Regions from separate parts of the Homo sapiens genome. Here region 2 is linked to region 1. Evidence: chromatin loops called from intact Hi-C (ENCODE). Cell type or tissue: A673. All regions are shown on one strand.

Evidence for each region. Peaks named below come from ENCODE experiments on the same cell type or tissue, not always from the same donor. Only the 100,000 strongest peaks of a DNase experiment are listed, where the experiment ranks them.
Region 2: it touches region 1 in a loop (5-fold over the local background); 1 of 110 quality-filtered maps calls a loop at or near these places.

Annotation. Positions count from the first base shown.
Region 1 is chrX:50,676,292-50,684,291 of GRCh38, forward strand. The region is part of intron 2 of SHROOM4 (shroom family member 4); the gene reads right to left. Among named protein-coding and RNA genes, the nearest start is that of SHROOM4, 130 kb to the right of the region's middle. In A673, a CTCF peak has its summit at 4,903 (motif pointing left); a DNase peak (open chromatin) is centred at 4,900; H3K4me3 peaks cover 456 bases; H3K27ac peaks cover 3,641 bases.
Region 2 is chrX:50,096,402-50,104,401 of GRCh38, forward strand. It overlaps CLCN5 (chloride voltage-gated channel 5), which reads left to right. Exons shown (of 15, transcript NM_001127898.4): 15 at 1-2,829. Among named protein-coding and RNA genes, the nearest start is that of MIR502, 86 kb to the left of the region's middle. In A673, a CTCF peak has its summit at 3,984 (motif pointing right); no DNase peak of the experiment used is centred here.

The DNA.
Region 1 (8,000 bases):
AGTAGTTTTTTTTTTTTCTAGTCCTTGAAAGCAGTTATTAAATCACTTCTTCTTGTCTTACAAAACAAATATATGAAGAATCAAATACACAGCTTATTTATTTTGCAAGGCAAAACTCCCCTATGGACATTAAATTGGCTGTGAAATGAGTTAAGTCGGCAATTTTGCTTTGGTTTTGTTTTGTTTTTGTGTTTGAAACCATCCATGGCAAGTGGCTATTTCTAAGGGCTTGAAAATTTTATCTTCTCTGGGTTGAATAATCTTGATTCTTTCACAAAGCCTTCACTTGAATGACTTTTCTATCCATTAATTATTTTATATCACTTCCTTGATTGCTCACCAAATTCTTTGTACCCATCTTTAGCTATTATGATAGGATCACTTTAACTCTCTGATCAAAAACTGCGTTTAAATATTGTTCAAAACATTCTGTTCTGTGCAAGGGATATAAGCCCTTGAAAAAAACATTTCAGAGAAAAAAAAAGTGTCAGGCCCTGTTGTTAAAGGAAGTGAGCTGTACCGGAATATTAATCAAGTCCAGTTATTGTATCCAAATTAAACTGGTGTCTCTTAATTCCAGCTTGAAAAGCAGCAAAGTGGAAGGAAGAAAAGTAATGCAAAGGATAAAAATAGAAAATATTTCCTGCTTAAAGAAAGAGAGAAACGGGATTTTTACATACATAGTGGCATCACTTCCTTAATGAAGCTATTCCCTTTTCTATAAATTCTGTCTGGTGTGGAAGGACAAAGAATGGTGGAAGGAAATCTGAAAGCAAAGATGTTGAACAGGTAAAGTTGGAGTTTCCCACTAGTTAGCTCCAATAGTCAAGGCTAGGGGAACATATCAATGGCCAACACAGTATGAATTATAGTTAATCCCTGAGAATGGCAGACTTGAGTATTTTGGATACTAAGGGAGGCCCAAGGATGAAAACATGCTTCTAGAGAACATTTTCATTTTATTTGAATTTAAATTAAGATTTGGGATGAGCTGATAAAAGGCAAAGTGAAGGAGTATCATACCTGGTAGTGCCTTAGCTGTTTATTGTTTTTAAAAATTGTTCTACAATTGCCAGTGGTTTTGGTTAATGTCAATCTAAGATATCTCAACACCGATATCTAGGATTTTTAATAGACAAAAGGCATAATTTTCTCTCTTCCTAATGTGGTAAAACATAAAGTTTGATTTGACTGGTGAGATTGAGTCTAGAAAAATAAAGGGGAAAAGACAGCTAATACTTCTAAAGATGCTAAATTCTAAGTATCTGCATGCTCTCATTTCATCCTCAGTAGAAATCAGTGAAAAAGAGGTGAGAAAATGGACCCAGAGATATTAAGGCAGACGTCCAACTTATCAGTCCACTGCTAATCTTATACTGGTGGTCCTAGGTGTTCTTCCCAAAGTGACATTCATGCATTCATTCATTGACTATTTGTTTATTCATCAAATACTGTATTCCAGGCTCTGAAGCCACGTCCTGGAGATTAATGGTGAAAAACACAAGGCCTAGCTTTATGGAAACTTATTGGTTCCTGACCAATTCTCCAAGTTTTAGGTAAGTCTGAGTTCTAAGTCAACCTATTGACTTCCCATTCTACATTCTGTTATCTGCCTAATCAGTGGGTATTCTTTTGGTTGTATGGCTGTGATCAACTCAAGTATGAGTCATTCAAAAGGGGAAAAACAAAATGACCAACCTATCTTTTCTCTGACACAATCAACCAAATTAGCGTAGGAAAAAGTTATTAAGTCACATCCATTCCATCCTGGGAACAGAGCAAAACCACTCCTTGTATTATGCTACATTATTTTTCAACAAAATTGTCCTGTATAATTGTAAATAATTATAAATGACTCAGTGGCAAAGTTTCCACCATTTCCTCTCAAAGGTTAGCCCACGCTCCAGTAATTTTTAGCATCAAGATGGTTTCTCTGATAGTCAGCCTAAACAGCCCTTGTCCTGATTTCATCTAATTAAGCTCTGATCTACCCTGATCTCATTCTATGCAATTCCTCTTTTGCTGCTGTATTTATATCCTTCAAATATAGCTATATGCCTATCATAACAAATTCTCTCCCCTCTCCACCATGGCTGACCTAATCTTAAGCTAAACTCAGCAGACAAAACTGCAACCCCACCATAACTTCTAGCCATCTCAGTATTTCCTACCCTATGCAGAAAACACCAACTAATTTCTTGCAGTTCTGAGGTCAGACCTTCCAGGTCTCTTCCTATACATTGGGCAGTGGGGCAGGTGTCCAGAGACCACAAATTGCATTTCAATGACATCCTGTCACCTCCACTCTTCTACTTCTCTAGGGTACAGAAGTACTTCCTCAGTGATTTTTTTCTAACCACATGTTTTGAGGGTCTGGCAGAACAGATCCAATTCAGAAGAACATCTTAGAAGATTTTGTTGAATCTATCTGGGTGCAGAACTTATTCCTTCACTCTCACACTCAACTTTTGTTGAAAACTAGCAGTGTCATACCCTAGTGAATCTGACATGTTCTCTCTCAAGGAATTCACAGTCTAATACAGGAGATAAATAGGTCCCTCTCCCCAATTTACCCCCTGCCACCCTCCTTTTCTAAAGAAAATACAATTCCTCATCTCCCATTCACTCTTCACTGAAATTGGGCCTCTGCTCATAATGTTTTAATAAAGCCTTTTCTGCCAAAGTCAACCAGTAACCTCTGAATTAGCAAACTCAATAGTCTTTTTTCAATATTCATCCAACTAAAATGCAAGAATATTCAGCACTATTGATTGTTGGACTGCTTTTTCTTGAAATCCTCTCCCTGTCCTTGGTTTCCATGACACCACTCTCCCACGTCTCCTCCTACATTTCTGAGTGCCCTTTCTTTCTCTCCTTTACACCACTTTCTCCCTTTCCTCTCAGCAGACAGCTTCTCCTTATAGTTGATTTAAAAAGATAAGCATTGAGAAAAGAACTTCCTCTTCTTTCCACCGCTGCATCACCAACCTACCTTGCCTTATCTCCTCTTAATATGGGTGAATTATCCTTATCCTTAACAAAGTTCAACTCCGCACTTCTGCTCTGATCTTCCCAAGGACCTTGCTGCTGCAATTATATTTGTCTATGCTGTCCATTTCTTTTCTATACCATCAATTTCTCCCTTGCTACTGAATTATTTCCATTAGCAGTCAGATATTTAATATTTGTGATTTTAAAATTTCCCCTTATGTTTAATATACTTTTATTGAATGTGTCCCTTTAACATATATATTGTTTTGTGTGCATGTATTTTTATAGATACATAATAATTGTACATACTTTGGGGGTACGTGATATTGTGATACATGCAAATAATACATAATGATCAAATCAGAGTAATTGGAATATCCATCACCCAAACATTTATCATTTCTTCATGTTAAGAATATTCCAAATCTTCTCTTAAAGCTATTTTGAAATATACAATAAGTTACTGATAACTATAGTCACCCTACTGTGCTATCAGACACTGGAACTTATTCCTTTCTTTTAAAAATTAATTTTATTAACCGACAAAAATCACCATATATTTATCCCAATTGCCTCTCTAGCTAACACTCTTATTTTTCTATACTCCTTTTACAACTAAACTCATAGAAAGACTTACTACCTTCACTTCTTCACTGTCCATTCTTTTATGAAACAATCCATTCAGGCTTTTGTCTCTGGGTTGCCAATGACTTTCATGTTGCCAAAATCAATAGTCAATTCTCAGAATCAATGTCTCATCAACATTTGACACAGCTGAGTACTCCCTCTTTCTTGAATCAGTTTCTTCACTTGCATTGTGGGATACCACTCTCATTTGGTTTTTCTCCTACCTCACTGGCCACTTCTCCTCAGATTATTCTTTGGGTTTTTCTTCATCTGCCCTATCTTTAAATATCGGAGTATCCCAGGGCTCAATACAAGGACCTCTCCTCTTTGCTGCCTACACTTAAAAAAATTAAAGGTAACTTTATTTTATCAAGATTTAATTTCCTTTTAATGTCCATGGTTTTAGCTCCTGCCAAAATTAGAGGCTGCCTCCTCAACTGGTCCAACTTAGGCTTAAAAATATTTTTTACCTTGAAATAATTTAAAATGTATGATAGAGTTGTAAGAACAGTACAAGGAATTCCTGTGTAGCCTTTATCTAGATTCACCAACTGATTACATTTTGTCACATTTGCTTTTTCACTCCCTCTCTCTCTAGACATATAAATTAATATGCATGTATGTATTTACTCATCTATTTCAGAGAGAGTTTCAGACCTCATGCCCCTTTACCTCTAAATACTTCAGTTTGTCTTTCCTAAGGAGAGAAATTATCTTATACAATTACAGTACTATTATCAAATTCAGGAATTTTTATATTAATACCATTTTATAATATACTTAACCCATTAATGTTCTCACCTGGTGTCAAAGCTTTATCAGAGGGTGACTCCAAAATTTAAATATTTAACCTTGACCTATTTTCTCAATTCTAGACTCTTCTACCTAATTTCTTAGTTAACATTAGCATGTAGCTGTCCAATAGACATGTCATTACATTTACAAAGTTAATGTGTATAAAACCAAGCTACTTCTTTCCTACTTCTTCCCGTTACCCATAAAACTTGTTTCTCCTCCAGTCTTTCTCGCCTCAGTAAATGGTACCACCCAGTTATTCAGGTCAAAACCCAAGGAAGCATTTAGTCCTTGCCTACCCATTCCCTACCACAGCCCTGCCCAATTCACACTTGATCCATCAGCAAGTCCTCCAAAACAAATCCTAAATCTAACAACTTTTTACCATCTCCATCACTAAAATCCAAATCCGACTCATTACCATCTCTTGCTTGAATTATTCCAAGTAGCCTCCTAACAAGTTTTCCTGCTTCCTCTCTGCCCCCTACAGTCTGTTTCCCATACAGCAGCCACGGTGATCATCTATCAATCCAAAACTAATCATACCACTGTTCTGCTTAGAACTCTCTAACAGCTTCCTTCTGCAAATAGAATACATTTGTACACATTTGAACTTCTTACCAGAGCCTACAAGGCCCTGTGTGATTATATGCCTGGCTTCCTCTCCTTTCATGCTTCCTTTGCTTACCACACTCCAGTTTTAAAGCTTTCTTTCTGACCCTTGAATACATCATGTATTTTTCCATTTAAGAGCTCTTGTACTTGATATTCTTCTGGCTGGAATGCTCTTCTCCCCAGATCTTTATATGGCTGCCTCTTTCTTATCATTTAACTCTTGGTTCAAATATCTTCATAGTGGTCTTCCCTGAATGAGCTAAAGTCTCCCCTGCCCCTGCTGCTCCTACCACACCCACATTTAGTCATTTTATATGCCTTTGCATTGCTTTATTTTCCTTTATAGCACTTACCAGTAATGGATATAACATGTTTGCGTATTTGTGATTATTGTCTACTTCTCCCATTCCTGTTAGAATATCAGCTCCATGAGGGAAAAGGCTATTTTGTTCACTGATATACCCCCAGTTCCTAAAATAGTACCCGACACAGACCATGGCTCTAGTAAATATTTGTTAGATGAATGAATGAATGGTTCCCCTCTTTGCATTTAGCTCACATATGTCCCCCAGAATCTGGTCCCTGATCGTCTTCTTTTCCTCCCTACATTACTGTTTCTGGAAGATCCCATCCATCCCAATGGCTTCAATTACTATCGACCCAAATAACTTTCAATTTAATTATTGAGTCATTTTTTTCTTTGTGTACCCAAGAACCATAGTTACAACTGTCTACTCGTCCTTTATATTTGGACGTCTTACAGATGCTTCAAATTCCACATGTCTAAAACTAGCTCATTATTTTGTTTCTTTTTGATATAAAGCATATAAAGTACCTAGTCAAATGCTCAGTGTCTAAGAGGCACTCAATAAATGCTAGTTCTTATAAATAGCATTTGTAACTAGTATCTTTTAACTCAATCCAATTTGGCAAGAAACCTTGCACTCATCTTTGACTCTATCTCTTTCCTTTGCTGAATCCACTATCTCAGCTTTCAAGTATTTGGATGCCTGACAACCCAATACCCCTAAAAGTCTCAGCCTCTAATCCTCACTGCAATAACCCTTACTGCCCTTGCCTGGCATACATTCATTCCATTCAATTAGCTATTCAATGAGTATCGAGCATGTAACCCTGCTAAGCACTATGATCACTATACTTAAGATAGGAGGAAAAACAACACATGGACACTGCCCAAAATTTACAGGGGGGAAATAGACAAGTAAACAGGCTGTTACGATTCTAGATAGAGGAAATTAAAGGGTGTTGTTTATGGGAGGAAGCTTAATACAGTCTGGGGATATCAACCCTAACACTTCTTAGAAGTGATAAAGCTTAGGTCAAGTCTTGAGTGTTGAATAAGAGTTAGCTAAACAAAGAAGAGGAAGGAGCAGTCATCATTTTGGGAAGAAGGAGCAGAATGTGAAAAGGCACAGAGATATGAGAGAATATGTTGTAGCTGGATGTGATGGTTAATACTGAGTGTCAACTTGATTGGATTGAAGGATACAAAGTATTGATCCTGGGTGTGTCTGTGTGGGTGTTGCCAAAAGAAATTAACATTTGAGTCAGTGGGCTGGGGAAGGCAGAACCACCCTTCATCTGGTGGGCACAATCTAATCAGCTGCCAGCAAATATAAAGCAGGCAGAAAAATGTGAGAAGCAGAGACTGGCCTAGCCTCCCAGCCTACATCTTTCTGCCATGCTGGATGCTTCCTGCCCTCGAACATCAGACTCCAATTTCTTCAGCTTTGGGACTCAGACTGGCTCTCCTTGCTCCTCAGCTTGCAGATGGCCTATTGTGAGACCTTGTGATCATGTAAGTTAATACTTAATAAGCTCCCCTTTATATATATGTGTGTGTGCATATATATATCCTATTAGTTCTGTCCCTCTAGAGAACTCTGACGAATACATTGGAGAAATATAAGCAGTTGAATGTGGCCATAACATAAAGTGCAGGCTTGTGTGGAGATGGCAGAGATAAACAGGCGTTCTATTTCAAGGGGCCTGTTCACCAAATTAAGGAGTTTGGATTTTAACCTGAACACAATAGGGAACTTTGAAGGGTTTTGGTGAGTAAAGATTTCATGATGAGATTTGCATTTTAAAAGATGACTCTGGTTGCACTGTGGAGAATAAATTCAGGAGGTAGGGAGCATGGTAAAACTAGAGGTAGGTAAACAAATTGAGAGACTTGCAGTGAGCAAACAAGAGAGAAGAAGTTTGAGAAATTTTCAGCATATATAAAATGGCCAAGACTTGCTCAATTAGATATAGCAATAAGGAGCTGAAAAAACTGGGTTCACTGTGAATTATTTACCTTTATAGAGGCACACAGGAGGAGAAGCAGATTTTATCAGGGTTTGGAGGTAGAAGTTAATGACTTTAACATATAGAGTTTTGGAGATACGTGTGGGGTATAAAAATGAAGATACCTAGAAAGAAGTGGTATAAATGGGAGTGAGGTATGGGATGGAGTGAGAGATTTAGAAGTCTTATTTGCTAAATTAAATCATGGAATGAATTAAATCACCCAGAATGTACAGTGTTAGAAGAGTAGAGAAACTTGTGCAGAACTTCAGAGAATATTAATACATAAGGGGCAAGTAGAGGAAGAGGAACCATAAAAAAGGAATAGACAAGAGAAAGCAAAGAAAAACCAGGGGAAGCATAGTGTTTCTGGAGCCAAAGGAAGATAAAATTTTTAGAAGACAATAATGTTCAACAATGTTAAGTGCTGATGAGAAGTTGTACTGAGTTGAATGGTGCCCCTGCAAAATTCATGTTTACCCAGAACCTTTGAATGCAACCCTGTTTGGAGACAGAGCCTTTGCAGATGTAATTAGTTATTATGAAATCATACTGGACTAAGGTAGGACCTAAATCCAATGACTGGTGACCTTACAAGAAGGCCACATAGACACAGACACACAGAGACACAGGGGAAAGGGCCATGTGAAGATGGAGGC
Region 2 (8,000 bases), 580 kb before region 1:
CCTGCCTCCCGGGTCCAAGCAATTCCCCTGCCTCAGTCTCCCAAGTAGGTGGGACTACAGGCGCACACCACCATGCCCAGCTAACTTTTGTATTTTTAGTAGAGACGGGGTTTCACCATGTTGGCCAGGATGGTCTCGATCTCTTGACCTCGTGATCCACCCATCTCGGCCTCCCAAAGTGCTGGGATTATAGGTGTGAGCCACCGCACCCAGCCAAACCTTGATTTTTTTAGCCACCTCTGGGATTGCCTGGGTTCCCTTTGGAGAAGAAACTAAAAGTTATGGCCATAGAAAAAGCCCTGGTAAGAAAATATTTGAATGGTGTAAGATGGTGGAAGGAAAGCCATCCCACACCCCTACAACATATGTTCTGGCATTTATAAACTGCTTGATTGTGTGCCTCAAGGGGAGAAAAAGTCAAGCAATGCTTCAAAGGCCAGGCTTTCTAAGCAAATGAGTGGTTCAAAGCAGTGTTTGGCTCAAGGGCAGTCTGGTTTTATGGATAGGGCCGACCCAAGACATCTGCTCATGAAGAAATGTGGCATCTGTTGCCATTTCCTAAACTATAAGGTTTAGATAGATTGTCTTGAATTTTGATAGCAAATTTTTTTAAATTTATATTTCTGCCTCCTCGTACATCCTTATATATGGAAAAAAAAGTAAGAGTTCCTCAGATCAGAGCTCAGTAGCTGTGTCAATTTGAAGTTCAATCAGTGTAGTTGTCCTGGGGTGATCGCTGACTCTGCTCTGTTTCATATTTCAGTTGCTTGCTCCAAGGAGAGAATTTCTGAGAACAATGGGTGTTAGCAACTTTAAGTTACTCCCCAAACGTTTGCTGGCCACATTCTCATTTCTAAACATCTGGATCTGGGTAAAGGTTTGAATAGATGTAGGGAACAAAATTGGTTTTTCCATGGTGTAGTCTAATTTTGCCAAATCACCCAAGAAAGAAAGTATATGACGTGTGGAGTTTGCATTTCTTGGATGGGACCTATCGGGTCACCCAGCCCAGTCTTACAGTCATAAATTCCTACCTCTTAGTTCCTGCCAAAGGGCCTTCAGCCTCTGTGTGCACACTTATTGAATGAATGCTTTGCCTAAAGTTTGGCCTTTTGAAGAAAAACAGCATGTGATAATATAAAAATATGAGAGTTTAAAAAAAAAAAAGATCTCTGCCTCTCTTCTCTCTGCCTCGTCCCACCTTGCTGTCTGTCTCATTGTCTTTCTCTCCCCTCACCATGCGCTGAATTCAGATTTCTCTTTCTTTTATTATAGGCATGTTGTTTTGAATGTGGACTTTGTGGGAGGGAGAGGATTGTTCTGAGAACAGAAACTGGAAGATACGTCTGAGTTGATGGGACCAACAGGGCTTTGCTCCTCTGTGAGGGCCAAAGCCATTGATACTTGTCGGGGGTGATGAGGGCTTTAGCATCTCAAGGCAGACATATGAAGTATTTACTGCTAAACTATATTACTTACTAGTACAAATCTGTTGGAATTCAGGGGCAGTCTAAGATTTGGTGAGTGAAATGCCATCTGGCAAAATCGAGAAGAGAGTGTGGCCTGAGAGGGGAATGTTCAGCCTCACTGTCACATTAAGGGTACCTCAAAATACATGGTCCTTCCAGTGTGTTCCTTTTCCTTCCTCCATTTCACTTTGTCCCCTCTTCTTCCTTTCTCTCCCATTTTCCTGGCTTTTTAGCACTCAGCTTTTTTTTATAAGTATGTATTTACTTTTTATTATATATTTGGTCCTTTGGGACTTTGTGATGATTAAGAATTTATTCCATTCAGGATTTTAAAATGATGTGTTTAATATTTTGTTCTCTTAAACTCTTTTGAAGCTATGCTGCTAACCAGGTATAGGCCAGAAAGGAGGTGGCCCAGTCAGTACCTTGCTCACGTCAGCTAAGGGGGACAGTGATGTCATGTGGGTGACTCTTCTTCATTTGACCAAGGCCAGCCTCCTGTTCTTACCTCTGCCCATTCATTTCTGGCTATGGGAAAACTACCACCTGTTGAGTGAGCCAATGAGGCCAGGAAGATCAGAGGGGCTGGGTTCCGGCCCATGGGCCACTATTTGAATTTCTCTGTAGTAAGCTCTTTGTAGGGCTGGCTCCAACTGCAGTAGCCAAAGAAAACCTGTCTGACTCGACATTTTAATGCCTGAGAGTTGGTGAAAGTTCAGCTGAAGCTAATGTCTAGACATCAGCAGTAACTAGGCATCCAGAAAGTAGCTTCAACCAAAGCTAATAGAGCCCAAGTTTCCGCAGGAAGTTTGGTGCTGAGCTGTCCAGAGCAGTTGTTTATCTGAGTGTTGCTAGCCCTTAGCCATGCTTTCTTAGCTTTATTCTCGCCTGTTCCTAGGCATAGCCTGAACCAGAGCTATGGCTCACTGCTCGCTTTATTCTACTCCCTAGTCATGCGGAACAACATAGTCTAAAAAGGAAGATGTGGACTGGGGAGTTAGGAGACCTGATTTCTATTCCCTATGCTTCTACTAACTAGCCTCGAGATCTTAACCGCTCTGTGCCTCAGTGTTCCCATCTGCAAAATGGGGATAGTGTTAATTGCCCTACCTACCTCACAGGGTTGTTGTGAGGATAAACTGAGACAATGAATTCAAAGCAAGTTGACAAGTAAGTGCTATGCAAATTGTAAGAAATGGAAACAATCATGTTAAAAGCAATGGAATGGACATTGGCAGAAGGGTTAATGGATTGTCCAGCCCTTTCTCTGTGTGGCTTAAACCCAGGTCGCCATTGCTTTATACATTTTCACTTAGCACAGATTTGTAATTATGCATGTAATAAAGCACAGCCTTATCCACCCTGGTGTCTGGTGTGTTTCTAAAGACCCTAAACTTGGTAGCTATTGATTTCTGATCAGAAAACCACAGGGGCAGAGTGGAAGGTTCAGGGGAGGGTAGCACAAAACACAACTGCAAACCCCTACTGGCAGGCCCACTGCTTAAAAAGATTTATTAAATAGTTATTTTCACATTTACAGACTCAGTAATACTCTTTACCATAAGGAGGCAAATAAGAGGCAGCTTGCGTTTTTGGAGATGTTCCAGATACCCGGATACCTCATTCATTGTGGCTACTTAAATGTTCCTGTCTCATACATTGGTGATACTTTCCTGATGATGTGAGAATTGGCTGGGAGCTGTATTTTTCTCTCTCTTTGAGCTCTTAATGATGTAAGGTCGTGGGCTTTGACAGGCCTCTTGCCTACAGCTACTTTGTACAAGGAGGAGGATGGGTAATCAAAACGGTCCTCCCATGAATACTAGGATTCTTAGTACCCTCTTTATGGTGTATTGGGATTAAAATGTCTTCTGTACGAAATCCTCTGAAGTTACCCTGTAGATTAAAGTGGGGTGAGGTATGGGGAGGTTGCTGTATCTGTGGACATTTTCATGCCTTGCTGGAACACGGAAAGCTACACTTTGAAGTACAGCTTTCCTACTTTCTCACTCTATTTTTCCTGTGTCTCACTCCCCCACTCACTCCTGCTCTCTGTTAGCCAGGCAGTACTAGGAAGACAGTGTACCATGTGTCCAAGTTTTACTTTAAGAATTTCCCTAGTTGACATTTGATCACACCTGCACTGGTGTTGACTTGATTTCTTGTTGCTACTGAGAACTTTAATGCCTTTGGCCTAGTTGGTGTCATTTCAGGAAGGACACCTCTGTGTGAAAATGACTCCCTCATAAGCCTAAAATCCCACAAAATTTCAGTTATTGATGTTATTTATCATTTTACCGTACCCCTTCCACACTACCGTCATTCCTGCCTCTAATCTCTATACCTTTTAAGAAATAGCATTACATCTGTTACCAGCTATCAACAACTTGCTGTGAATCAGAGTGTCATGTCTAGTCACTGTAGAGCTCAGATAAAAGGTGCTTTGATGGAGTATGAAGTACAGACCTATCCATCATCTCTTACAGGAGCAGCCCAGAGAAAAAGCTGGAAATAACCACCAGATGTCAGTGCAATCATTAAAATACTGATGTGGCTGAGGTCTGGCCGGAGGGGAACTGTGAGGGGTAGGCAGGGCAGGAAGCATTAATTCATATATGTAGCTCGGTGCTGGGAATGCAAAATTCAATCATATGAGTATTTCTTCCTTTATCAGACATTCTCTTAATGTATATAATACACTTTATGCTTTTCTTATTGTTTTTAAAGAAATCAACCACAAGGCAGTCCCTGCCTGTAAGGAGCTTACTGTCCTGGTATCTGAAAGTTGTAGTTTCTTTTTCTAAGCAATGTCCCAGGTGAAAACATTGAGGAAAGAAGGGCTCTAATTCCTCCCTCAGTAGGGGTGGCCATATCATTTGCTGTATGACTGGGGCACTTTTGACAGTGGGAGGGACAACAGGCATAAACTAGGACTCTCCCAGGGCAACCAAGAAGTGCGGTGGTTCTGTTCCTCAGGGATCTTCAGCTCCTGTCCTTTGGAGTCTAGCTCCAGGCCTCCCAAGCTCTTTTCCTAGCATCTCAGGCTCTGCCCTCCCCTTGAGCTCCCAAGGCCCCTCCCCTGGACTCTCTTTCCTCCCTCATAATAAGCCCTCTCAACTGCCACTGGGTTGTGGGATAAGAGAAATGCTCAAACAACCTCAAGTAAAAAATTCATATATCAAAAACAAAAATAGAGCTCTGAGAAGAGAGCAACGTTCAGGGTAAGAGGTTCACTGGGGCCTCCTCAAGCTGCCAGGTTGAGGATTTTCTATACCTATATGTTGCCCACTGCTAGTGTCTCTAAATCGACCATTTGAGCATCTTCATTCCAGAGGTTGCAGATAGAAGAGAAGGTAGAGAAGAGGGAATAAGCATAGGATTTGATGCCAGAGGACCTGGACTCAAGGTTTACTACCTTGAGGAATTGGCTACCTTTCTTTTATTATTTTTTTGAAGACAGAGTCTCACTGTGTTGCCCAGGTTGATCTATAAAGTCCTGGGCTCAAGCGATCCTCCCACCTCAGCCTCCCAAAGTGCTGGGATTACAGGCATGAACCACTGTGACCAGCTACCTTCCTTGATGAAACAAAACTCAGGATCTCTATGTTTGGCCTTGGATGAACAGCCTCCTCTTGAAAAGGGGCTTCTGCATCTCACAGTATGGCTTTGTGTTCCACAAGATTCTCCTTGCCTTGGAGGCAGTTTTCCTAGTTACCTCACTGGCCTAGGGGTGTGGTGGAGATCATCCCCTTTTTAATATTCTGGCTCAAGTGTGCCTCCAGAGCCCAGCTGAGCTGAAAGTAGAACTTTTCATCTAAAAGTTTGGGAAAAATGGGAGAGAGCCTTCGTGATGTACCATGAAATCAGCCTAGCTCACCCATATTGGTGGCTCCCAAACCTAGCTGTACATCAGAATCATCTGGGTATTAAAAAAGAGATTCCTGGACAGTTTGGCTCCAGACCTTGAGCTAGTATTTGGAAAACCCTGGAAGAGCATTCCAGGCTTCATCTCACCCTAAAGTCATATCAGCCTCCTGTGTGTGGGCACCATCTTAACACCTGCCACCACCTGAGAGAACTCCTTGTCCTTCTGCTTGTTCACTATTGTATCCCAAGCATCAAGTGTAGTGCCTAGCACAGAGCAGGACCTCAGAGAATACAGTGCTTGCTGAACACTGGCTGGTGGTGCAAAGCTGGACTGCTTAGTTCCTGTTTCCTGCCTGGAGATATGTCTCTTACCTGGTTGTATACCACCTTCTGGGCACACTACACTTACCCGGCCACAGGGGGTTCTGGCTCTTACATTACAAGTCACAACCTGATCATCACCATTGAAGTACAACCCTGTGTGAGTGATGGAGGGCATGCTTATTTCAGGCTCTTTTACTTCTTCACCAAGTGATTTTAGGCACATGACTTGACCTTTCTGGACCTCAGTAACCTCATCTGCAAATTAAGAATGATGATAAAACCTGCCTCATTGGACCATCAAGATGATAAATTGAAAGTAGGTACTCACTGGGCTTTACAAATTGGCTATATGAACATCATTGTTATTCATTTGGTCCTGTGAGCTAAAAGAGCTAATGTATGAGGAATAGTCACTTCATTCAACCAATATTTAATGAGCTCCTACTCAGTGCCATGTACTATACTAAGTACTAGGGATACAATAAAAGGAAAAAACAGATCCATTCCCTGCATGACAATCCAAAATAGTCCATTTTGAATGGCATAAACCAGCAGTCTTTTTGTTGTTGAGACAGGGTCTTGCTCTATTGCCCAGGCTGGAGTGCAGTGGCTGATCATAGCTTGCTGAAACCTCAACCTCCTGGGCTCAAGCAATCCTCCCACCTCAGCCTCCTGAGTAGCTGGCACTACAGGCATGCCCCACCACACCCAGCTAAGTTTTGTATTTTTTGTAGAGATGGGGTTTCACCATGTTGCCCAGGCTGGTCTCAGACTTCTGAGCTCGAGAGCTCCACCTGACTTGGTCTCCCAAAGTGATGGCCAGCAGTCTTTTCTAGTGATAAGATATTTTTACCCCTTCAAGTCCAATGTTTGCGGGCTTGGCAGCCTCTCCTTTATATTAACAGAATCTTGGAACCTCTCCCACCACAATGTTTCCTGACTATTTTTCCCTTTGAGACTCTGAATATGTCACTAAATCAGGGCATCCCAGGTACACTCAAACCAGTCTTGTCATTTATGGTTTTCAAGAGGGACACACTCACTTTATTCCTCCCTGTTCCAACTCCCATTTGGCCACATCTGAGCCTACAAAGACACTCAGAAAACCCTTGCCCCAGAGATCACCCAGCCTGACAAAGTTCCTTGTACCCCATCCGCCCTCACCTTGTCCTCAAGCATGATGCCTCTTGCTAGTTCTAGTTACAAAATAAAAACTCCCTTGTCTATAAGTGGATACCAACAGATATGACTGTGTGTATGTGGAAATGAGGGTTGTCTTCATTAGCAATAATATACCAGAAGTGCTTTATTACACAAACATCCTTGAACTTTACTACAACCCTGTGATATAGGCAAAATATGAAGAACCCAAGACTTGGTTGTGATTTGCTCAGTAACTCAGAGGCAGGAAGTGATGTAACAGAAACTGGAACTCAATGTCTTTGACCCCAAGCCCAATGATCTACTACTAATTTTGTGGCTCAGTGCTCCTGTTCATCCTGAACATTTTCAGGCCAATTTATGGGAAGAAGGTAACAGAAGCTTGCCTGGTGAAGTTGGGCAGTTGGCCTGGTGTTAAAAATTTACTGTGGGTAAGAATCTGTATAGAGACATATAGATGATTAGAAACAATTCTAGGAAGGGGATCTCCAAAGAGATTTCTTTTAAAATGTGAATGTGAAGAAATTGAGAAGTGGAAATGGGTGGGGGTTGAGGAGCAGTGTCTGGAGTCCTGTATTTATTAATTTGCCTCCCTTAGTATTATTTGGAGTTTTACCAAGAGCTTGTATTACTTTTATTATTTTTTTACAAGTAAAGTAAAGATCCAGGAAAGGAAATAATATTTTTATATGTGATTATAAGGATGTGTTCATCTCATCAATTGGAAGCTAAATTTGTTTTTCCTATGAACTAATGATGAACAATGAAAACTAAAGCCTCAGGTCCAGTAAGTGGATGTTATGATGAGAATTTCCATCCCTAGCGGGGGGGCCATATGACTCATGCTGGCATCGGGGGCTGTTTTCTCTCATAATCTAACACAGCAGCCAGAATTATCCTTTTAAAACATTAATCAGATCATGTCACTTGCTGGATTTGAAACCTTTTGGTGACTTCCCATTATATCCAAGGCAAATCCAACCCCTTCCCCTGGTCTCTCAGGTTTTCCACGTCCTTCATGTGGTATGGCTTGCTAACTTGATGTGTTGAAGTGTGTCCTCCAAAAATTCATGTTGAAGTCCTCATTATCTCTAAATGTGACCTTATTTGGAAACAAGGTTGTTGCAGATGTAATTAAGTTAGAATGAGGTCATACTGGCATAGGGTGGGCCCCTAATT